Linked DNA regions of Mus musculus: all the other regions are linked to region 2. The links are chromatin loops, found by intact Hi-C in ENCODE. Cell type or tissue: left cerebral cortex. All regions are shown on one strand. Region 1 holds the start of Mknk2 (MAP kinase-interacting serine/threonine kinase 2). Region 2 holds the start of Gm31298 (a long non-coding RNA gene). Region 3 overlaps Klf16 (Kruppel-like factor 16).

Evidence for each region. Peaks named below come from ENCODE experiments on the same cell type or tissue, not always from the same donor. Only the 100,000 strongest peaks of a DNase experiment are listed, where the experiment ranks them.
Region 1: it touches region 2 in a loop (5-fold over the local background); 15 of 42 quality-filtered maps call a loop at or near these places.
Region 3: it touches region 2 in a loop (3-fold over the local background); 13 of 42 quality-filtered maps call a loop at or near these places.

What each region holds. Positions count from the first base shown.
Region 1 is chr10:80,671,083-80,679,082 of GRCm38, forward strand. Mknk2 (MAP kinase-interacting serine/threonine kinase 2) reads right to left here and starts at 5,211. Exons shown (of 14, transcript NM_021462.4): 1 at 4,999-5,211; 2 at 4,742-4,858; 3 at 846-933; 4 at 654-755; 5 at 477-574. The coding sequence starts at 4,792. In left cerebral cortex, no CTCF peak of the experiment used is centred here; DNase peaks (open chromatin) are centred at 3,024, 3,612, 4,471, 4,659 and 3 more places; H3K4me3 peaks cover 3,899 bases; H3K27ac peaks cover 5,307 bases.
Region 2 is chr10:80,619,711-80,627,710 of GRCm38, forward strand. It overlaps Gm31298 (a long non-coding RNA gene), which reads right to left and starts at 3,037. Exons shown (of 3, transcript XR_871877.3): 1 at 2,767-3,037. It also overlaps a transcript of Csnk1g2 not described here. In left cerebral cortex, CTCF peaks have their summits at 2,165, 4,180 and 7,277 (motif pointing right); DNase peaks (open chromatin) are centred at 1,370, 1,618, 1,963, 2,442 and 5 more places; H3K4me3 peaks cover 3,477 bases; H3K27ac peaks cover 3,506 bases.
Region 3 is chr10:80,562,008-80,570,007 of GRCm38, forward strand. Klf16 (Kruppel-like factor 16) reads right to left here. Exons shown (of 2, transcript NM_078477.2): 2 at 5,114-7,215. The coding sequence ends at 6,914. It also overlaps a transcript of Rexo1 not described here. Among named protein-coding and RNA genes, the nearest start is that of Rexo1, 4.4 kb to the left of the region's middle. In left cerebral cortex, a CTCF peak has its summit at 4,486 (motif pointing right); DNase peaks (open chromatin) are centred at 4,519, 4,896 and 7,851; H3K4me3 peaks cover 1,383 bases; H3K27ac peaks cover 3,715 bases.

The DNA.
Region 1 (8,000 bases), 51 kb after region 2:
GAAGCCACTATCCAGAGCGGCAGCCTCACCCTGACAGGCACCAGGCTTCCCTGGTCATGAGGGTGACTGGTTGGCCCTACAGGGTCAGGAGGCTACATCAGGGCCTGGCAAGGCTCTAGGTATATACAGGAGTGGCAAAGGCACACAGGATTCTCTTGGGGACCTGCATCGGTTTGTAAGCCTTAGTTAGGCCAGTCACCCTTAGAGGCAGAGGCCCAGCCTTAGGGACAGGTGGGCCAGCATGGTCTCTGACATAAGTTTCCAGTTCTTGATAGCCACGCTAGGGCTTGCTAGCCTCCAGAACATGGAGTGATCAAGGGCCAGCTGTCATTGTGCCTTTCTATGACTCTAGGTCTGACCTGGATTCCCAAGGTGGCCAGTCACAAGTCTTAGGGCCATTTTTAGACACTGGTTTTCTGAGGCTGTCATCTGAGGACTCAAAGGCCACTGGCCTCTGGGGGCAGACCCCAGCTTACCTTGACAGCATATTCCTGGTTGGTGATGAGATTGACACAGGTCTGCACACGAGCGTGAGCACCTTCCCCCAGCACATCCTCCTGCAGCTGATAGACATCTGGAATGCGAGTGGAGAGGTAAGGGACTATAGCCCAGCGTCCCTTCCCCAGAGGAGCTGGCAGCTCTCTGCAGCTCACCTTCGAACCTGCCTGAGAAGCTGTCAGTAGCCCGACAGCGCTTCTTTTTCCGGCCTCTCTTCTTGGCATCTGGGATGTCAATGGGCTGGCTGGAAGGCATGTCTGTAGAGAAGAGAGACCCAGATGGTATGTAGTCTGCCTTAGCCTACTTCCCCAGAGACCCCATGTCCTGTCCACCTCCTGGGGGCTCACCAGGTCGGGCTTCACACTGTGGGCTGAAGTCAGAGTCCCTGTGCTGGGCGAGGTCTAAGGAGAAGGCCAACTCGAAAGGATTCTGCCCCTGTTGAAGGGGAACATGTTCAGGGTGGTTCTGCCAGAATGCCCCAAATGTGCAGCAACCTGTATAAATGATCACCCCGTCACAGTGCTGAGACCAAGAGCAGCTGGCCGCCCTACAGGCACACAGGCTGCAGCAGGCTACGGCTGCTCCTCACCCAGCACGGAGGCATCACAGGAGTGTCTCAGAGCCTCAGTGGCACAGAACTGTGGAAGGGAGGCAGAGTCCCTTGGAGTCCATAGAATACCGACTCAGGGGTTTTACTAGGAGACAGTGGGCCATGTGGCTGTCACCTGCTTCTGTTACTAGTATGGGGTAGGAGGAGGCCAGAGACACCCCACAGAGAACGACCCAGTCATGCCCACCACACCAAGGGATCCTGTCTCCTGACTGGGGAACGTGACCTTTCTCTCCAGCCTGGGGCTGACTGACAGGAAGTCTAAACCACATGGCCCACCTCATCTGTTCATGGGTAGCATGGGAACGCTTGTCCAGCCAGCTGACTGAGGGCTGGCCTAAGGGACAGGCGTGGGATCAAAGGTGGGGACATTGGCAGGAGAGCCTGGGGCAGGGCTGCCAGCTTGTTTTCCCACAGCCTCCTAGGTTATCTCAGGGCCACACCCTTGGCTTTTGGGCCTCAGTTTCCCTGTAGCAAGGGAGAACACCATTTCTCCTCCCTATGTTGCAACCTCTCAGGGAATGTAAATGCGGTACCTGACTGTGGAAAGGCTCTGGAGGTCAGGGGCAGGGACCCTTTCAATTTGCTCTGTGTATCCAAAGCCTCTATCTCTGGAGGACTGCCTACTCCAGGGGCCACCAATTTGGTACACGTAGCCACTGGTAAGGGGCTCACAGACAAGGCACCCAATGGTATGAGTGTACAGGGCTATGCCCAGTCCATAACCTGCAATGTCTAAAGGTCCTTCTCTGGGCAGCCAGGGTTCAAATTCATACTTATAGTTCAAGTAAGACACCAAAGGACCTAGCTGCCAGATATGTGGAAGACCTTAAGACTGCTCAGGAGAGGTGGGAGCTAAAGGCCAGAGAAACCTGGTTTGAACAGGAGCATGCTGAAACAAAACACGTCCTCATGATGGCTGCTGCTGGCACCTCGGTGTAGTGCGCAAGCTGGGAGACTGAGGCAAACTCTAGCTTTAGAGGGAATAACCTACCCAGAGAACAAGGCATGGGCTGCAGGTGGGTGTGGGGAACGTGGTTTAAATCACCCCTTTCTTAATATCCACAGTGGGAGGGGCTGACAAGAGGGTTATCTGGGAGAAAAGTCTCTCGACAGAACCCTAGGGAGACCCCAAGGGGCTACAGCAGAAGGGGCCAGATACCTGGAGACCAGCAGCACACAGCCAGAGAGCAACATTGGTACACCTTATAAGCTGTTCTGCTCCCAGAACAGAGAATCGCCACTAGGAGACTGGCACAAAAGGGGCACACTAGCAGGTCATGGGGAACAGGGCACACAACCCCAGTGCTCTGATAAAACTCGCTGCCTGCAAGGCCCGGGCATCAACCTGCACCACACAAGGTGGGGGATTGGTGAGCTACAGAAGGGGAGGTAAACCAGGTTTGAGACCAAAGGCTAGCCAGGGCACCTGCTCCATGACCACAGCCTGGTGACCTTCCTCTAAGTATACTGTCATGAGAGACAGGGAAGGGCTGTCCCCAGCTCTGGGAACCTTACAAGGGTGACAGGGGTCCAGTAGAACCTCTGACATTATAGTCACTGTCCCCCTAGCTGAAGACTGGGACACATGGGACAGCCAGAACCTAGCACAGGGATTGGCTGGCTGGAGCACACCTTTCAGGGAGATCCCCAAGCGCTAGCTTACAGTCTTCCAGCTTGCACATTAAAGACAGGAAAACAGGGCTGGGCTCTAGCTGAGTTCATAGAGCACCTGTCTGGCAGGCATGAGGCCCCAGACTCCATCACCAGTACCTCTTAAAACTCCAGAAAGAAAACCAGAAACCCAGGTAATAAAGCAGGCGGCCTGGCGGGTGTGTGTGCTATCTGACTAGCTGCAGACTGAGGCTACCTGAGCAGCAGTAGCCTGGCTTCCAGAAGCAGCCTCATAGGGTGGGGTCCCAGGAGGGAGTTGAGGTACCAGTCCCTGGCCACCTACAAGGCTGCCTAACAGCCAGCTCCCCACAGTCCCAGCTCAGTGCAGAGCCCCACAGTGGCCACGCAGAGGGCAGCTTGCAGTCCCAAGTGCTGTGTGGGCAGTCCAGTCTGGTCCAGCCAGCCTCCCCTGGGTCTGGCTGAGGGCCTTGAGTCAGCAGGCCTGGCAGGAGGCGGCTCGAACCATCTAGAAAGCCAGGGTTTGCTTTGGCAGCCTTGCTGACCCTCTAGGCTCAAGCAAAGCCCCAGGAGGGCAAAAAAAAAAAACCCACTGTAGGTGACATTCTTGGGTCCATCTCTCGTTCCTGCTCAGCCCCAAATCAAGCTGGCCAAGGATAACAGGCATTTGAGGCAGGGGTGGGGCAGTTGGCCAGGGGCACTGGCTGGACAGGCCTGGGAATTCTTCCCTATCTGCATGCCCCTCCCACAGGGGTGCAGGCACACACATACACACTCTTGCCTTCTCTACAGGGCAACAGGTCCCTGCCCCAGGAAGCCATTACATAATCCAGCCTTCTGGGTGGGGTGGGCAGGCTGACATCACTGCGTCCTTTAGGCCAGGCCCCAAGTAGGGGGCTCTGCCTAGCACCCTGCCCACCTTCACCACCCCCAGATATACTCATCTAAGGTAAGACTCAATCAGCCACCATTAATAACACTACAGAAACTTCCTGTTCTGATAAGAAATAACACTTTGGGCCTGGGGTGTCTTGAGGGAAGGTCTCCACAGGCCACCACCAAGTGTGGAGGTTGCAGTGGGGCAAAGCATACCCATGTGCCAAAGGGTTTCCCCAACAAGGCTTCATCCCCTCTGATCCCAACCAACCGCACAGGCCAGCTTGAGACTACAGTGGACAGATACAGGGTTTCCCTGGAACTATATACACAGAAGTAGGGGAGACGGGGCTGAGAGACTGCAAGGAACATCCAGCCACTGACCACAAGCCAACCTAGGGGAGCTCACAAAAGAGAGAGCTAGGACCTGCTGACGTGCTTTCATCCAGAACAAGGCCAACCTGGGGGACACAGAAAGTGTGGGATCACATACAGAAAGTGGGTGGGGAGCACAAGACTGAGATCAGGCTGATGGCGAGGGACATAGAGCCACCAATCAGTGGTGGGAGTGGGTCCTGAAAGAAAGAGCTACTAGGCAGCCGGGGACAGGTTGTAGCCTGCAACAAGCACACACTGCAGGAAACAAATGTAAAGTCCATCAGAGACCACATACAGAGGTAGGAAAGCCCGGGCTGAGAAACTGCTAGGGACACAGCCACAGATCACAGGGGAGCCTGGGGCAGTTCATGAAGAGTTAGTAGGCAGCTAGAAGCAAGGCTGCAGCTTACTGACTCTCCCAACCAGCACAAGACAGGCCTGGAAGTTGCAAGGAACAGAAACACTCGATTTGCCTAGGATCACACACAGAAACAGACGACTGTGATCGGGCTAACTGCAAGGGACACAGAGCCACCAATCACAAGCCTGGGGGTGGGGGTTGAGGGTCCTAGAAGAGAGAGCTACTAGGAGGATGGGGACAGGGCTGCGGCCTGCTGACCCCCACCACCTCCAGCACAAAAGTCCAATGCAAGCACCCCTCCCAAGCCCTGCACCAGCCTCCCGAGTAGGCTCTGCTTATCCGTCGCACCCGTCACTGCAATGGGACCCCCGGACAGGACCCCTCACCTTGAACGAACGGTGGAAGCCCTGAAGTTCGGCTGTTCTCTTCTGCACCATCTTCAGTCCGGGCCCCACCAGCGGGGGAGGGGACGCGGGGCCCGGGGGGCGGCTTGGGAGGCGACCCTGCGGGCGGAGGAGACAAAGGACCGAGGCTGAGAGAGGCGCTCGGCCGGGCGGAGGCGGCCGGGGCTCGGCGGAGCTCCCGCGCCTGACTCGGGCTTCCTTCCTCCCTCGGAGAATGTCGCCCTTGGCGCCGCGCTCACCGGGGTCGGACACCGGCCGGGGTCGCAGCGCCGTCACCTCACCTAGCACAGCCCGGACCCCGCTCCGAGGACTGCGCGGGGAACAGCGCCGCCACAGCCACCGCTGCTGCTGCCGCCGCCGCCGCCGCCGCCGTCGCCGCCGCCGCCGCCGCCACCGCCGCCACCACCGCCACCACGGACCCCTCCACTGGGCCGCTGCCGCCGAGAGGAGCCGCGCGCGCGGCCGGCGCGGCCACCTTTATAGGCGCGGTCCCGAAGTTACCCCGCCCCTCCGCACCAGTCTCCGCCTTTCTCAGGGAACAGAGGAGGCGGAGCTTCCAGGAGCGTCGAAGGCCGCAGCGAGAAGAGCACGCCGGGGAATGCAGAATACGGCTGCGCGCTCCCGTTTAAGGGGCGGAGCTTAGCGGGGAGCGGAGTGGAGCTGCGCAGCGACCGTGTTGGCGACTCCAAACACGGCTGCGCACTTCGAGCTGGCAGGGGGAAGGGGAGATTCCGAGGGAAGTGGGGCGCGAAGCTTCAAGCGCGCCTGCGCACTCCCACGGTGGGGGCGGAGCGTGAAAAGATACTCGACTGCAGCCGCGTGACCTGGCTGGGGGGTGGGAGAGGACTGTGTGGAGAGGCTGGTGACCAGCCTCCGGAGTCGCCTGCGCCTGCGCAGAAGGGTACTGAAGGCTTCAGTTTGGGCCGTGAGGCCGCCTTCTCCTGTGTCACAGTTGGCCCGCTGGCTTGCGCGCTGCAGGTTCTGCTCCCTGTCCTTGAGCCGGGTGCCGCGTTCAGCTGCCGAAGGAGGGCAAGCCAGCCCTAATTTTACTGAATACTGATGCCCTTGTCCTGTGCTCCAGCTCTGCAATCCGTGATGAACCCTTCTTGAACCTCTTGGGTCCTTTGCAGCCCTCGGTGGGGATAGCTGGGACAAGAAGGGGCTAGGATCCCCGATTCAGGTTCGGATACAGTCAGACCGCGTTGTGCCTGCTGCCTCGGCTGCTTCCGTGCACAAAGAGGTTGTTTTCCCTCTTCAGGGTAGTTTGTCTACAAGTTTTTACCACCACCCTCTACTGAGGCTGGAGCCTCATGAACCTCAAGCAGCTCTTTGTGTGTTTGTGTGCACTCACACAGGTCCTCGTCCGTGTGAGTGTGTGTGCCTTATGCATACAGGTGCCTGGAAAGTCAGAAGAGAGGTGAAATTACACGATGCCTGATGTGGGTGCTGGGCTGTACCCTGGGTTCTCTGTAAGAGTAACAGTTTGGCTTAACTTATGAGTCATCTGTCTGACTCCCGAGCCTCATTGTCGTCATTAGTGATTGCATTGGCAGAAATGTTTGTCTCTAATTCAGATTGTCATGCCTGTACAAGGTTCATTACCTGGACAGATTTGGGCAGGGGATAGAACTTCAGCTCAAGGCAGTCAGGGATCAATTCCTGGCAGACTCAAACAAGGGTCTCTACTCAGCTGTTAAAGGAGTTTGCCACCAATTATAGCCTGAGCCCATTCCTGGGACACATGTAAGAGAAATAGCTTCTACCTGTGGCTAGCTGTAGCATGTGTGTGTGTGTCCACGGGGGCCAGCATGTCTCTGTAGTTTGGGGCTACCTAGCCAGATCCTATCTCAGGCTAACAATTCAAATAAAACATGACACCCACATTCAAGCGTGGCCCACCTGGGTCAGCCGTTCACACTGATGGCAGCAAATAGCTCTAATCTATTTTGTTTCCTGCAACTTAGTTCAAATGCTGGGAAGAAAAGCCAAATTACAAAGCCCTCGTTAAGGTGTGAGTTCTGTGCCCTAATCCAGACCTGTCCTGAGACTGCCTCCAGGAGCCCTGTTAGAAATAGGGAAACAGGGGAAGCTCACGGGATAGGAAGCTGTACTTGACACGGGTTACTTCTTCCTGGAGTCCTTACCAGTCACGAGGCTAAACCTTCAGAACTGGGATGTGTGGCCCCTGCACTGCACACACCCTGTGCAAAAAGTTCTGTGAGTCTGACAGCCAAGTACGTCTTCCAACTTGCAAATGGCCACCTGGAGTCTACATGGCTGCTCAGAGGGAGCCGCCTTTTACCACACTTTTATCTCAAAAGGGCAGCCAGTAGGAACAGGAAGGGGATGTTCACCCTATAGGCACCAGGCAGGGACTGGGAGCTGCTCACTCAACCCTGCCCTGCCGTGCCCAGGCAAGCTGCCAACCTGCTGTCAAGTCTCTCCCTCCAGCCGCCTGTTTACAAGCTAGGCTCCCAGCGGTGTGGGACTCTCAGAGGCCTCCCAGCGTGGGGGTTGGGAGCTGGGGTGACAGGAAGGCCTGACTTCCCCTACTGGCTCAGCCTCTGCCCCAGGAGGATGTCACTGGCTCTTTGGCAAGGGATGCCTGCAGGAAGCCCGTGTGATACCCTCTGTTTCCTCTGTCTTTACAGACTAGGCTTGGCTGGCCAGGTGAGGGGTTGGTCTAGCCCGAGTGAAGGATAGACATGGCCAGGACAGTCAGGAAAGGTGGTCCTAAGCTTACCCCCAACCCCAGGTTCCCAGGGGACGTGGCCAACCTTGGAAAGGGCTTAGGACTGTCCAAGGTGTTAGGCCCAACTGGGACCACCAGAGCTGTAGGTTCAAGCAGAATCTTAGGGAGATCTTACAGAGGGAAGAAAAACAGGAAGTGAGGTGGGGCCCCAGGCCAACAGCCTCAGCTTCCCGCTTGGCCCAATTCCTAGCAGGCTGGCTCCTCCTGTCTCTCTCCTTCCTTGCCAGCGGGTTAGGAATAGAACCCAGACCTTTCCACCTGCTAAGGCAGAACTCATTGTTGAGCCACGCCCTAAAGCCCTTCACGGGGGGGGGGGGGGGGGGGATTTTTATGCAGTGGCTCCTCCCCGACAGGGGCTCCACCTCTGACCACGCCCCCAGAACCTTTTGTTTTGTTTTGTTTTGTTTTGAGACAGGGTCTTTGCTTAGCTCTCATCTAGAGTCAAGCTTCCCATGGCCCCAACCATCGCTACTCTGGGGTGACAGGAAT
Region 2 (8,000 bases):
TGGTGAATTGTCACAAACTAAACCTCACCCTGGGCCACAGAAAGTGTGTCTCAGGCCAATGTGGACCTGCACAGTGCCAATCAAAACAAACTCAAGCCCAAGCAAACAGTGTAGGTGCAGGAAGAACGGGAGAAAACGCCAGCATTTCAGAGAAGCAACTGAGCCAGCAGCCTGATCGAAGCTGCACATAAGCAGGAATAGTTCCAGCTGACTTCACTGGCTCTTTCTGCCATTTAAAAGACTTTGTGACGCGGCCTCTGTAGCCCAGGCTAGTCAGTGTGAGATTACAGTCTATGGGCTCCAACTTGACTAGATGTGGATTCCGGACAACCTCATGGTTGTCAGGGGAGGATCATCCGCTCAGGGTTGGCCAATCAGAGTGGGCAAAGGGGTCAGGCTAAATTATCCCAGGGGAGGATCTGATTGGATTGTGTTGGGCCAATAAGGTAGGTTGGGTGGTCCTGAGGTCCAGGAGCTGGGTACTGCAAAAGCTCCTCCTTCAGGTGTCCCCTTCTTTCTCCCTGTTACCCCACTGGCCCTCACTGCTTCACAAAAGCAAGAACTGTGGTTTCACCCATCTTGCTCCTTCCCCACCCCACTTGAGCTCATACCACTCCCTTAGCTGCAGCCCTGAAATGGTTTGAGGACACTCCACCCCACTACAGCTGACATTGGGAGGTCGTAGTATCCGCCACTTAGAAGCATGGGAACAGGGTGTTGTTAGATGAATCCATAGTCTTTCTCGAAACCTTCAGTGTCTATATCGGAACATAGAAGGGAGTCTTAAATGAGGGAAACCGAGACTCCCCAGCCTGCAGCAGGCAACCTGGGGCTGGTCCAAGTTCTGCAGGGACTGCCCTGCCAAGAACAGTCTCTTGTACCTAGTTGGGAAGATAGCTCGCAGTGTTTCATTTACTCTTGGATTCCCACCATGTACCCACAGGTCTTGCCATTAACTTAAAGTTAGAGGAAGACAGTTGAGGACCAGAGAGGGCGATTGGTCTACAGTCACATGTGTTGTTACTGCCTGGACCGGCTCTAATCCCGGCCTCAACTCCTGTATACTTTCAGCTCCACAGCCACTCGCTGGTTTGAAGACGTAAGTTACCAACCCGCCCATCCAAGGAGGAGTTCCTGAAGAGTAGGGGGATAAAGTAAGGTCATGATGTCTGCAGAACGAAAAGTTTGACTTCTCCAACATCTGTGAGACTGTGTTCATTAACTGATTCATTCAAGCAGTCATTGCACATCGGTTGAGTACCGTGTGCACACTCCTGCTCTGACTCCCGGAACACAGACTTGAGAGGAGACACACACCATCACACCACAGCTCAGGAGAGAATCATGTTGTAGCAAGAAAGGGAAAAGAGGCTGCAGTTGGACTTCTCTACAGCCAGCAACTTCTGGAGGTGTGCTCAGCTACTTAAAAGCTTCACATTCAGCTTTCCCGGTGGATACCATAATCACCCCTTGCTTTTTATTTTTCTTCTAAGCCCTAAGTGATGAGGGAGAAGATGGGGTCTGGCCTTTCCAGGGGCTACCTGGCCAAAGCAATTTATTCTCTGGGACTTCACCACCCATGCCATCATCTGACACTTGGGCTCCCCTCCCCCAGGTCTGAGGAGTCCCTGGATAGTTCATCGTTTTTAGTCTCGGAGACTGAGGATTTATAACTAGATTTGTCGCCTTCAACATAATATGTCCACCGCAGAGGCTGCAAGGTTCATGGGGCCAGCCTCCTTACATCAGGGTCTTGGGCAGCACAGGACTCACACAGGGACCCTGCTTAGCCGCCACCCCCCCCCCCGCCTTTATTATCGTGATGCATGAACAAGCAGGTTGAAAGATGCACCGACTGAGTGCCAGTTGGAAGCAAAGCCTGTGCTAGGCGCAGGAGGCTGGCAGGGGAGCTGCCATTTGGCCCCAGGTGACCTGCTGCAGGATTGGGACCCCAGAGGTTCTGGCATCTGGGAAGATATGGCCGTGCAAAAGAACGAAGAAAAAAACTAAGGATGAGGGGGTCATGTCTGTCATCCTAGCACTTGATGAATGAGGCAAAAGGGATTACGAAGAGTTGGGGGGCAGCCTTAACGACATAGTAGGGCTGTCTCTAAAATTAAAAAAAAAATCAAAATAAAATTTTAAAGAATTAAAACCGAGACAGGCAGTGCTGACTCTGACCACTTGCCGCTAACCAAAAGCGACATTTTGCTGCGGTGCGGACCATTAATTTTAGAATAGTATCTTCTTTTATGGAAACAACTTCCGGATCCAGCGCCAACCTCAACCACCACGGAGATCACGCCCCTCTATAACGCCCACCGTGACGTCAGGTGGCGAGACAGTGACGTCACAGACATGGTTGTGGGTTGGCGCCCGGGAGACCGCCACGCGTCTCCATGGCAACGAAAGGGTGCTGCCAGGCGGATTGCGTAAGCCCCGCCCCCACAAGGGTGGGTCCGCTGCTGGTCCTATAAACAGCTCAGGTACGCTCCCGTAGTCATCAGTCTCTGGTGTCCCGCGGGACCTGCAGACCAGCGGCCTCGGCTTGTCCGCAAAGCGCGGCGGCCGTAGCGCGGCGAATCCTTACCAACAGGCGCCGTCGCAAAATGGCGTGTCCACTTCTCGGTCACGCCCCTACGTTTTGATAAAGCTTCGCTCCCCTCTTCCCACCTACACCCTATTGTGGTAAAGCTACGCCCTACCAGCAGGCCACTCCCACAACCATCGTAAAGCGCTCAACTTGCCTCTAGGCCACTCCCCTACCTTGTGGTTAAAATACCGCGCTCATCTTCAAGCCACGCCTTCACACTGTCGTAAAACTTCACCTTCGCCTCAGAGCCACAGCTCCGACCGTCGTAAAGCGCCGCGCTCCCCTCCAATACCGTACCCACACTGTCGTAAAGCCGCGTTCCGTTCCTTAAGGCCACGCCCCGCGCTGTGACGTAGAACGCGCACGCCTCTCGCGGCTCGGGTTGCGACTGCGCAGTGGAGCGCGGAGGCCGCCGCCCCCCGCTGGCGGACGCTGGCGGCGTAAGGCGCGCGGGGGCTCCGCGGAGCGGGCGCGGCGGAGCGGCGGAGCCCGGCCCTCTCCGCCGAACATGCCGAGGCCGGCCCCGGTAGCGCGGGAGCCGGAGCGGGGGCCCGAGCCGGAGCGCGAACGTGCGCGGGGCCCGGAGCGGGGGACGCCGCGCTGCTGAGCTCGGCCACCGCCGCCCGCGGGCCCCAGGCGGGGCGCAGGTAATGTTGCGCGCGCAGGGTCGGCCGTGCCCCACCCCCGCCGCGTCGGGACCCCGTGACTCCCACTGACCCCGGATAACCCCACTCCGCACCGGGTCGAGCATGGTGTGCACCCTGCGTTTCCTGACTGGGTTTCTGCACCCGGCGACCCCCACTTCCGGTCACCCTGCCTCAGTATCCCTCACTGTCCCTGACCCCACCTTTGCTCTGGCTCTCTGGTCCCTGAATTCGAATGGGCACTGTTTCCTGGGTGCTCAGCTCACCTGCGACACCCAGGCGTCCCCACTTCCGGTCACCCTCCCCCGAGACCCCGCATTCTGCCTCAGTGTTCCATCTCACTTTGACCCCATTCTTGTTCCTGCGCTCTGACTTCCAAGTTTCCTGTGTCTCCTTCCTAGGTGTTCAGCTCACCTGCAACCCCCTCCCACGTTTTTCTCCGTGTCCCCCGATGTCCCTTTCTTGTCCCTAGATCCCTCTAAACACCTGGTCACCAGGCCTCCTGCCATCTGGACTCGGCTCCCTGTCCGTCCACACTCCCAGCACTTCTTCCTGATGCTGACTCTTTACTGTTTGTGGACCTGATGGTTTGTTGAGGGAGAAGAGCTGGGGGTCTTAGGGACAGGGACAGAGGGTCCTGTCTAGGTGGAAGAGGACCTGTTGCTGAGAGCTGCTTGGGAACTCTAGGCCCAGCTGCCTGCGCCCTCCCCCTTCCGCTCTGGCCACCGGCTTTGTTTTCCGGAAACACACGGTTCAAGGCGGGAGGGGTGAGATGTCTGAGCAGGCTGCCGGATCCCCTGCTGGTCCCCCTCTGCCTCAACTTTGTGCACGGGTGACTGTGACTTTTTCAATAAGAGATGGAATTAGAAAGAATGTCTGCAGAGAGCGGTGTTTGTAGTGTCCTGGACTTATAAGTTGGGGCCAGATGGTTTTCATCTTGGTGGCCTCCTAATGGCAGTTTGCAGGAAGCAGTCTGGGAGGTGGTGTGTAGGTGGAGACCTGTCTGTATCCTCTCCGGCTCATCCCTCAGGGCTCTGGAGGCAGATGGGGATCTTTGTCTAGGGGGACTGTGGGAGCTGGTGGGTGGAAGGCACAAAGGCCTTGTTGGTGTAGGAGAAACCCCAGCAGCCTACAGAGATTGTGTTAACCAAGTCAGGTGCTAGGGTGAACACTGTCTGGGCCCCTCGGCTGCCCCGGGGGATTTGCTTGGGTGTAGAGGAAAATGGTGTCTGCGGGTCTCTCTCTGCACCAGAGGTGTGTGGTACTGGCTGGTGGGTTCCTTTCCCAACCCCCAGATCACAGGGATGCAGTGCCTGTCTGCCTGCCATGTGTCTCCCAGGCCTGAACTAACACTGCTCATTCCCCACCCTTCCTACAAAGGCTGAGCCCTGCTCATACCCTGGGAGCCAGGGGACATGGGGGGAACTAGATGGACTGAGCAGAGCACTGAGGACCCCAGGGAGGGCCAGATCTAGATGCTCTAAAGCCAGCCTAGGCTCCAGGGCCTGCTGCAAGCTAGTGGGGTGAGATGTAGTGTCTGCATGCATCTTACTCCTGGGCCTGCTTGCTCAGGAGAGGTGGCCTCTCTTCTGCTTTGATTTTACCTTGGAGTGGTCACATCCAAGAGGCCAGGCAGCCAGTGCTGTCCACCATGGTTTGTAGTATCATGGGATTGTTGTGGCTTTTCTGTAATCATACAGTCACTGCCTCTGGCAGAGGATGTAGGTAAGATGTTTGGTAGTTGAACTGCTCCCACAAGCCCATCCGCATCTTTGAGGAAGCCAGCATGCCCATTTGAGAATTGGGACAAATGGCGGTGTGCCAGATAAATGCAGGAGACCATTTGTGTTCCTGGGGAGCTTACGAATGAGGGATGCTTGTGCAGAGATGTGTATTCACTCAGTGGCAGGACAGATACTGTGCTGCATGGTGGATAGTTTTTATTCTGTGTGACTTCTTTCTGCTGAGATGCACCACCTAGGCCCTTTCCACCCACAGCAGCTGGGGGCTGGTGAGGCCCTGCTCTCGCCTGTGTGGTAAGCCAGGTGGGAGGAGTGAGGAAAAGTAGGATTAAGTGTCCTGTAGTGTAGCCTTTGGTGTCAAGATGGCATAGGACAGGCAGTGGCTTTCTTGTTATCTGGGGGACAAATGGGGCCATGTGAAAGAGCCCTAGCCTGGAGCTACATCATGGTGGAGAAGTGGGTAGGACTTTATTCAGGTTCCCCCACACATCTGTTGTCCAGGGCCTTGGTGTACATGCTCTTGCTGGACCCAAGCTCTGTCCTTGTAGGCTGGATATCAACTTGCCAGTCAGTGCCCTGGGCAGTCTTTGCCTGAGAGCCTGTTAGTTGATGTTGGCACAGCCATAGGCATGAAGCTCACAGAGTTGTCTATGCACTTAGCTGAGAGCTGGTGAGCTGAGAAGACCCTTAATCTGGGGCTTGTGTGGTATGGTGTCCATGAGGTGGCCATAGCACCTTTTATAGAGGGATAACCTGTTCCATAGAGGAGGACCACCTGATGTTAGTAACCCTGGGGCCAGAGGATATGCTGGTGAAGGCCAGGATGGCTGCACTCTGAGGAAGCCCATCTTGCATGGCCCTGTGGGTTAGGACACATCTATGCCTTTGCTATCCTATCCACTCCCTGTCACCTGTTACATTCAGAGCTGGGCAGTAGTGCTTGTGTGGGAACCTGCCCATGAATTGCTCTGACCTCAGTGGGTCAAAGTTGTCCCCATCCTGGTCCCTGGGAGGTGTCTTGATCTCAAGGTGTGTGGTGTTGGGGAACCTCAGCAGGTCTCCACTCAGCTCCTGAAATGCAGAAACATACCTGGTCACCTGAGGAGACACTCTGGCTGCTTACCCTTGGGTGGTGGGACAGGTTCCCTAGGCCTATGGGACCATCAGACTCTATGGACTCCGTCTCTCTGTGCTCTGCACCATACACTGCACTGTCACCAAGAGGCTCCGTTCTGGGCAGAGAGGGCACAGAACACTCAGAACAGGTGGCAGTCAAAGAGCCACGCCTGGGACCCACAGCTGTCAGATCTGTCCTCTGGCTGTATATTTATGTCCATACACAAACATGGCAGAGGAGCAGGCCCTGGTCCCCAGTCCTGAGGGGACTCCCCTAGTACCTGGTGACAGCATGAGGACAGCATGATGCTTGGCATTCCCGCCCTCTGCTCACTACCATCCCAGGCCACATCTTTGGGCGCTCCCATCAGAGGCTAGGTGTTATGGGTAGCTCCCCATCCTTGCTGCTCTGAAAGAGACTTGGAAATTGATCTCACTTAGGACCTAGTGGTCAAGGGGCCATTCTTTCTGGTTAGCCTCCATTCCCCTCCTGAAGGAGCAGACTTTCAGGTTGCCCTGGGCCTCTTATCACACCCTTGCCCCTCGGAATAGCTCAGTGTCACCAGGGCAAGACAGATTGAGGTCACATCCTGTTAAAAGACAGATCTTCCAGAGTCTCTGACATGGGTCAGAGTCCAGTGGCAGCATGCAACCTCACATTGAATCTGTAGTGAAAGCCGGAAACCAGGGGACTAAAGGACGTTGAACTGTCTGTGCCAGAGGGAGGCCTATAGGTGTGAGTCTCCAGCCAGGGCACCACCCACTGACTCCCAGGTGGGAAGAAACCCCATCTTGCTCTTTTTAACTTTAGATTTGTGAGACAAGGGCTTAAGATGGTCTTGAACACTAGATCCTCCTGCTGTGGGTCCTGAGTGCGGTGGTCACCGAGCCTGGCTCTTTTGATGTAGGATCTTGTGTTGTAGCTCAGGTGTATACGTGGATGGGTGCCTATGGAAGTCAGGGCAACTTTGGGAGGTTGTTTCTCTCCTTGCACTTTTGGTTTTGACACAAGGGCTCTGTGTTGTGTAGCCTGGCTGGCCTGGACCAGGCTCCTCCTTCCACATTTGATACAGGTTGTCAGATTGCCATGGCGAAACTCAGCAGCCTGGTTATTTTTGTTTTGTTTTGTTTTTAAGATTTTATTGTTAATATGTAAGTACACTGTAGCTGTTTTCAGACACACCAGGAGAGGGCATCAGATCTCATTATGGATGGTTGTGAGCCACCATGTGGTTGCTGGGATTTGAACTCAGGACCTTTGGAAGAACAGTCAGTTCTCTTAACCGCTGAGCCATCTCTCCAGCCCAGCAGACCTGATTTGTTTTTTGAAATAGAATTACAGCCAGGCAGTGGTGGTGCACGCCTTTAGTCCCAGCACTTGGGAAGCAGAGGCAGGCGGATTTCTGAGTTCGAGACCAGACTGGTCTACAAAGTGAGTTCCAGGACAGCCAGGTCTACTCAGAGAAACCCTGTCTCGAAAAACCAAAAAAAAAAAAAAGGGGGGGGGTGTTTACAACTTCTGTAGCCAAGGCTGGTCCTAAACTCACCATATAGACCAGGCTGGCCCCTAAACTCATGCCTCCTTCAGCGTCCTGAATGCTGGGGCATAGGTTTGTGGCACAACACCCAGGGAAACTGTCCTTGACTCTACTGTAGGTTATTGATGTGGTGTCCCAGGTAGCCTGGGCTGACCTCCATGTATCTGAGGATGGCATTGAACATCTTGGTTCCTGGGATTTGATCTGTGCATGTTCTCCTGGGGTTACCGTGGGAAAAATTGAAGGTACTCCTGGGGCAGCTAAAGTAACCCGTAGCTTAGGCTTAGGCCTTGTAGGGTCTTCAGGTGTGTATACAGGTTAGGGGAGGGGCATGGGAAGCAGGAACACAGGGCAGGCCTTGCCAGGA
Region 3 (8,000 bases), 58 kb before region 2:
ATGGTTATGAACGGTCATGTGAGTACTGGGAACCGAACCCAAGTCTCCAATTGCTGTAAGTGCTCTTCACCACTGAGCCAACTCTCTAGCCAGGGTCTTAATTGGCTGAGGTGCCTATCCTGAGAAACCTACCTAATTGATGCTCAAATAGTCACCTAACCACGAGGGGTATCAGTGGGGCATTTCTTTTTTCTTTTTGCCGTGCCTAGATACATACACTAGACAAGGGCACTCCAACTAAGCTACACTCTGGAAATATATTTGATTTTTTTTTTTTTGTTTTTTTGTTTTTTTGTTTTTGCTTTGTTCTGGGGTGTTTGGAGGGAGGCGACACTGTGCACCCGCATGCAGAGGTTAGAGGAGCATACAGCTTCCCACCCCTTTGTTTAGTCTTCCATTTTCTTTCCTTTAAGACAGGCTTCTTCACTGAAGTACTTCAGCTGGGCAGGCTGGCTAGCAAGCTCCCAGCATCTGCTTGCCTCCACCCCAAAGCCTAGGGTGGCACTCACCTGGTCATACCCAGCTTTAAATGGGTGCTGGGGATTAGAACTCAGGTCCTGAGACCTGTGCACAGCTTTCTAACCCACTGAGCCCTCTCCCCAACCGCTTTTCTGTTTTGCTTTTGATTGAGGTAAGGTCTCATGTAACACAGACTGGATGGACTTGCCCATTACACAGTGCTGGAGATGAAACGCAAAGCCTTGTGCTTGCTAGACAGTTACTCCAGTCACTGAGCAACATCCCCAGAACCCCTCTTTCTGTTTGTCTGGACAGGGTCTGGCACTGTAGCCTAGACTGATCTTGGACTTCTGACAGTTTTCCTAAATGCTAAGATTACAGGCCTGAGTCACCATGGCCGCCTGCTTTTTAAATTTTTAATCAATTTATTTGGTGTTTATTTTAAAAGATTCTCCTTCTGCACTCCAGGCTCATCTCATTTTCAAATCTATAAAATCCATCTGCCTCAGCCTCTGGGATCCTAGGATTACAGACTTGAGCCAACACATGCAATTTTGGAAGGGTATTCTACCAGCATTTAACAATTCTCACAGAGAGAAGTCACCTGGATAAGCACTGGTGCATGACGAACATATGACATAGGCCCTGGGTTATTACACAGCCTCAAAAGCAATTCTGGTGGTGTACACCTATAGTCTCAGTCCAGTGGAGGTCGAGGTGGGAGCACACCTGTAATCTCAGTACAGTGGAGACAGAGGTGGGAACACACCTATAGTCTCAGTACAGTGGAGACAGAGGTGGGAACACACCTATAGTCTCAGTACAGTGGAAATAGAGGTGAGAGATTGACTCAGATCATTCTCAGTTACACAGAGAACTCAGGGCCAACCTGGGTTACCTGGAAACTGGTATTTTAAAATAAATAAAAGCTGGTTTTGTTTTGTTTTTCTGGGGTTTTTTTTGTTTGTTTGTTTTGTTTTGTTTTTTCAAGACAGGGTTTCTCTGTATCACCCTGGCTGTCCTGGAACTCACTCTAGACCAGGCTGGCCTCGAACTCAGAAACCTGCCTGCCTCTGCCTCCCAAGTGCTGGGATTAAAGGCGTGTGCTACCACACCTGGCTTGTTTGTTTTTCTGAGACACAGTTTCTCTGTGTGGCCCTAGATATCCTGGAACTCACTCTGTAGACCAGGCTGGCCTAAACCTCACAAAGACCTGCCTGCCTCTGCCTCTTGTGTGACAGGACTGTAGTCGTGCCACACCACCACCCACCAATAAAGATGTTTTTCAACATCTCTGGACTCCCTCAGCTTCCCACTCCCCAGGACATTGTTGGAATCACTGGAGCCAGAGCGTCAGATTGGGAGCTATGGAGATGGATGGTGGAAGCTGAAGCATAGCCTTCGAATGAGCTTCATGGTGCTGAGCTATACATGGAAATGAGGTTTAAGTGCACTTTCATATTCTGTGTGCCTTTATACAACTATTATCAACAACTGAAGGGGGCGGTGACAGGGCAGCTGTAATTTGGGGTCCAAAAGCAGGAGCTGTAGGTGACCCCAAGGCAGGGTCCCTCTATAGAAATACAGTCAGCCTAGCAGCAGGGCACCAAGATCAGCAAGAGGTGTTCCAGATGTGGCCTTTTCCCAACAAAGTTATTTGGCAAAGAGCCTGAAACAGTACAGAGATTGCTTCTCACGCACGGTAGAAGAGCAAAGGGAGCCGACCCAGGCATGGTTACTTCTCAGTACTGTCACATATAACTCAGCCTCTGCGAATATAGTTATCAGGATAATGTATGTCTCATCTCCGACCTCTGTCAGACCAGAGGTCCAGAGCTGGTGTCCCGGCAAGACAACCTGCAGCACAGCACCTGTCTGCTCACTCACCCGGGAGTTCGAAAGAAAGATCCAAATCTTTCTGCATCTGGCGCTGTTGTCCAACTCATCACTGCTGAATGATGGTGGCTTGACATGTGTTTTCCTTTTCTTGGCCTTGAACTCAACCATCTTACCTGGCCTCCTGAGTAGCTGAGAATGACAGACCCCCTAGGCTATTATGTTTGGGGTTTTGTTGGTTTTTTATCGGTAGGCTGCTGTGAACATTCTAAGCAGTGAAAATGATGTTGAACCTCTGATCCTTGTGGCTCCACCTCCCCAGCCCTGCCGTGCCCACCTTAGCCACACTTATGATCATGAAGAGAAACATAGGCAGAGGAAGGAACAATACAGCGCTTCCAGAACAAGTTGGGCTTGTTTCTTGTTTGTTGGTTTTGTTTTGTTTTTGGGAGGAGGTTGGAATCCTAGGCGGGGATCCAACCTGACCATGCCCCCAATTCCTCACTAGGGGCCTGTAAGGGGGTTGTTCTGCCACACTCTTCTCAGAAGGATCTCTGAAATAAGCTCAGAAATGGAGATGGGAGACCACAGAGCTGGCCAAGTACCTTTAGGTGCTTACCAACAAAGATAAAAAGCACACCACTAGCCGGGCAGTGGTGGAGCACGCCTTTGATCCCAGCACTCGGGAGGCAGAGGCAGGCGGATCTCTGAGTTCGAGGCCAGCCTGGTCTACAGAGTGAGTTCCAGGACAGCCAGGGCTATACAGAAAAACCCTGTCCTCGAAAAACGAGAAAAAAAAAAAAAAAAAAAAAGCACACAGCCACCCAGGAACTTAAATATGCGTGTTCATATCAGCACTAATCACAGAAGCCAATTTTAAATTCAATTCACAATCTGTGCATTGACAAATGAATGATGAACACGGGAGTCTTGCTCAGTCCTAAACTGAAGAATGGCTGTGACACATGACAATATAGAGTGGTTGCCAACACCTTACTGAGACCCTTTAATACATGTAGTTACTCATGTGGTGACACCAGCCATTAAAGTCTTTCATTGCTACTTTGTAACAGTAACTTTGCTACTGTTATGAATCGTAATGTAAATCTGTCTTAGTGACCCATGTGAAAGGGCTGTTGGACTCCCAAAGGAGTCGAGACCACTCACTGGTGTGGAGATGTTTGGTGAGAGAACCAACACAAAAGGCCAAGGGAGTAAGGGACTCCACAGAAAACATCCAGAACTTGGGGTGCAGACTTAAGAATGATGGCTAGGAAGGGGAGGGTACAGCTTATGGAGTAAGAGCTTATTTAGGCATAAAAGAATGTTCTGGAATTAGTCGGGGCAATAAAGCAGAAAAAGGCAAGAGTATGTAGTTGGTGCATATAGTGTGTGTGTGGGGGGGAGCAGCTCCTTCTAGAATCCCTCAGTGAGGCGGTGGGGGCGTGGCCAGCAGTTGAGACCCTCTTTAATATATGCAAAGTTCTGGATTCCGTCTCCAGCACCATCGAAAGTGTTAAAAAATTACTAGAGGCAGAGTTCTGGGGAGCTAACAGCATTTGCGGTTCTGCTGTTGGAGCGGATAGCTAACCACATTTGTGGAACTGAGGGCCGCGTACATGCTAAACAAGCTTTCACCATTCAACTGCATAGCACGAAACTGCAGAGACTCTGAATGGTACAAGGACCACACTGTGACAAGGCATGGGGACACCATGGCAGGCGCAGAGATGGAGCACACGGGCATCCGAAGGCGGCCCTGGAAATTCTTGTGTCTTTTGGATGTATCTTGCTTCATGCCAGCTCCTGCTGGTCTCCTGTGCTTCCTGTAAACAGGGGGAAAGGTCTGAGGTCCTTGGGAGTTAACTCCATAAGCAGTTGGAGCTTTTCCGTGATGTCCTCCCCTTGATCGAGTTGCAGGTGGTGGGTGATTCAAGATGGTTTTTGGTCCAAAGGAAGCCAAAATCTGATAGGAAGTATAGAGGACCCCAAAGTGGGTCAGAGAACCATGAAGGAGCTGGAGAAGCCAATGGGCTCATGGATACCTATGCAGGATGGTATGAATAGCACAAAGGCTAGGGGTTCGCCCCACCCAAGCGCTCCAGGAGGAGCCCATTTGGAGACCCTGCAGGGTGGAAGGCTACACCAGGGGAGTGGCCGCCCTGAGCCAACATACTCGCAGTTCTAGCGTTGGCCACTAGGTGGAGCACAGCACCTCCTCTGGCACAGCAGGTGCAATGGGGCGACTCAACTCCACCCCACCCCGTTGTTCCAGGTCCCAGAGCTCAGCAGACCTCTGGGATCTGATGTCTTTTTCTCAAACAGGGATTTAAGGTCTCATTGGTTCATAAAAGCTCTCAGCCTCTTAAATCCCCGCTCACACCCCTTATTCTGCACCAACCTAATTCTAAGAGTATATGCAGTAGGCATTCAACTTGACATAACAAGAATGGCTTGCGTGGTGGGGGAGGTCTTGAGGGACCTTTTGACTAAAGCTTGTTAGTTCCTCCCACTATGTGCAGCTCTAGGGGTCCGTCCCCACCCCCACCTCCCCTGCTGGCTCCAGAAGGGGGCGGGAAGCGGACGCCCCCAGGCACCCTGTCACCAAGCTCTGGTTGCTGGGTAACGGGGCAGGCGGGTGCGCAGCTGCACCAGGCGTGGGTGACTGAATTGTGCATGCTACTGTAGGCAGCCCCCCCCCCCAGGGCCTCAGAGGGTACTAGCACAGCTGGAGTATATAGGCAGGCTGCCTCAGTTCCCCCAGGATGTAGCTGGGGACCCTAGGGATCATGAGTACCAATCAGACAGACAGAAGGGCAGGTTTTTAAAAAGGGCTTCTTTAATTTAAATATATGGGTGAGAGGCCAGGCGGAATGGAGGAGAGGTGCCCCCTACAGAAAGAACAAATAAATCCCTTAGGACCCTTGTCCTGCCTGCCCTGCGTTCATCACCCTTCAATGGTTAGACCCAAGTCCCAGTTATCAATCAGAACCTGAAGTTGGGGGGCTGGGGGAGGACATCACGGAAAAGCTCTGATTGCTTATGGAGTTAACTCCTAAGAACCTCAGTCCTTTCCCCCTGTTTACAGGAAGGACAGGAGACCAGCAGGAGCTGGGATGAAGCAAGATACATCCAAAAGACAAAAAGAATTGGCCCCAGCCCCCCACCCACCCTGCAAACTAAGGCATCTCATTTCTGTGGCCAAAGAGAAGGGGCAAATGGAAGTACCCAGGAGAGGAGCTGGCCCAGGGCCCTCAGCCCAGCTCCAGAAGGGTGACCTCCCTCATGTAGGCTCAGGTAAAGGTAGCATTACCCAAAGCCTCCCTCATTTCATGATGGAAGATTCTGGAACAAATGGGAATGCCAGTAAACCCCCCACAGCCAACACAGGGCAGCTCAACTTTCTCTGTGTCCCCAATTTCTTGGTGTGTGTGTGGCAATCCCTAATTGCCTTTCTAGAAAAGAAATCCAGTCTGCAGTAGTAGAGGATCCTACTGTAGACTCTCCTGAGACCTTCCCCACTCACCCCTGAGGATGACGGCCACACAAGGGGACCCCCACTGGAACATGGAACTCAGAGCCTGAAAAAAATAAATCTATCCTGTGCAAAAAAAAAAAAAACCCGAGCTACCCCAGAAGGTCCAGGAGCTGAACGCCCTGTTCCCAATCCTGGAGTCCAAGGCCACCCTCTGCAGACACCCGAGAGTGTGGAGCACATGACGGCAGACCAGAGCCCTGTATCCATAGCCCGATGGCCGCAGGGGTCCTATAGATTGTCTGAGACGCAATGCCACAAAGGCCAAACTCAGGGACCCTAACCCAGTGGGAGTAAGGAGGCTAAGCCCCAGGCACCAGACACCCACTGTCTCTCTCACACATATGCACACCCAGATAGGGGGAGCCAGGCCCCCCCACACCAGCAGTCAGAGAGGACAATAAATAATTTCTTTCCCATCTGCCCAGCACCACACCCAAGGTGAGCGGGGATGTGGGGGATGCACCTCCACGTGCCCCACCTGTACCCCACAGCCCTAAGTTCTCTGAAAACTGTGGGTCTCCTGTACCCCTGGGGCTGGGAGTGGGGGGCCCTTATTGAGGGCAGAACCTATGGACACCTGAGATTTGAGTACCCATGGAAGGGGGTCAGCCAGGCTGCACCCCCCCCATTTCCCTGAACTTCCGCCAATGGCTTTCAGTGGAGTGGGGACAGGTAGGGGCCCATGGGAAGCCCCAGTCACCTATGGCTCTGTGTACCTGTGTCCCAACCTGGAGGGGTGACTAGGGGGCTGAAGACAAGGAGTGGGGTAGGCTTCATGCCCAACGCCACCCAGGAGGGAAAGCAGAGGGTGGCAGGAAGGGATGGGGGGGCCTGCCAACTGCCCATTTGGGGTCCCTGCAGAGGGGACAGGACAGTTAACCATGGCTATTTACAGACAGAACCTGAGGCCACCTCCCAGGCCCCCCAGGTGACCCAAGTCCATTCTCAGTCCCCTTGCTGCTTTCTTGAGGTGGGCTGGAACTCCAGGACACAGGCTCTCCAGAGGACAGATGTGTCCCTTGATAGAAATCCCTGCTGAGGCCCAGTAAGGAGGCCACTCAGGGTGGACACGTCAGGGCTCTACAAGCCAGCAGGAGCTGGGCTGGGGACAGGGCTAGGTGTGGGGCTTCCAGCCAAGCTGCAGGGCAGCGAGTCGCTGGGCGAGACGCTGCGGGCACCAGGTCGTCGCAGGAGTTCCGGGCGGAAGCCGGGATGTCGCCGGGCGTGCTTGGTCAGGTGGTCGCTTCGGGTGAACCGCTTGGTACACAGGGGGCAGGGGAAGCGCTTCTCCCCGGTGTGCGTCCGGTGGTGGCGGGCCAGCTCATCAGAACGGGCGAACTTCTTGTCACAGCCAGGCCAGTCGCAGGCAAAGGGCCGCTCACCTGGACAAGGAAGAGTAACCAGTGAGCACGTGAGCGCGGGCAGGGGATGGGTCCAGCTATACAAGTGGCCCTAATCAACACTCCTTGTCACCTTGCTTCCATCTCCTCCACTAGAATGACAGGCATGGGCCACCGAACCTGGCTGGTATTCAGAACCCAGGGCCTGCTGGGGGAGTATTCTGCCCATCGAGCTACATTCCGCAGTCCTATAGGTCTGTGGGAGGGTGGGGTCTTGGTAGCTGCACCATCTAGCCTAGAACTGAAGGCAATCTAGCCTCCCAAACACTGGGCCACCATGCCCCTGGCTAGCCTGTGTCTCTTTGGACACCACTCTGTCGTCTTCTGACCAACTTAACAGGTCCTCAGATGTGCTCCCAACAGTGTCCAAATCGCACAGAAAGAACGTTTCTCCAGGTCCTTCCCCGACACCCTGGGCCACCTGCAATTTTGAATCATCAGGCCCAAGCTAGTTTCAGCCCGTGGATCTGAAGCTGGGGTGCAGCTTCGCGATCTCATACTCTACAGAGGTAGGAAAGGTCAGGCAGCAATTCCAAACTTAGCTTAAATTCAATTCCTGAGGGGGAGGGCAGAGCGCCTAGGGGCGTGGCCTCAGGGAGTAGAGCCAGTCACACAGCAATTACTGCTGGACAGGGGCGGGCCTACTAGGCAACTTCCTCCACAAACCACTCCCACCGCCCTATTGGCCTCGCCCCGGTCCCCGCCAGCCCAACCAAGCTCTCTGGTCCTCAGGAGGCCCCCACAACACCAGGCCTCATCTTGTGGTT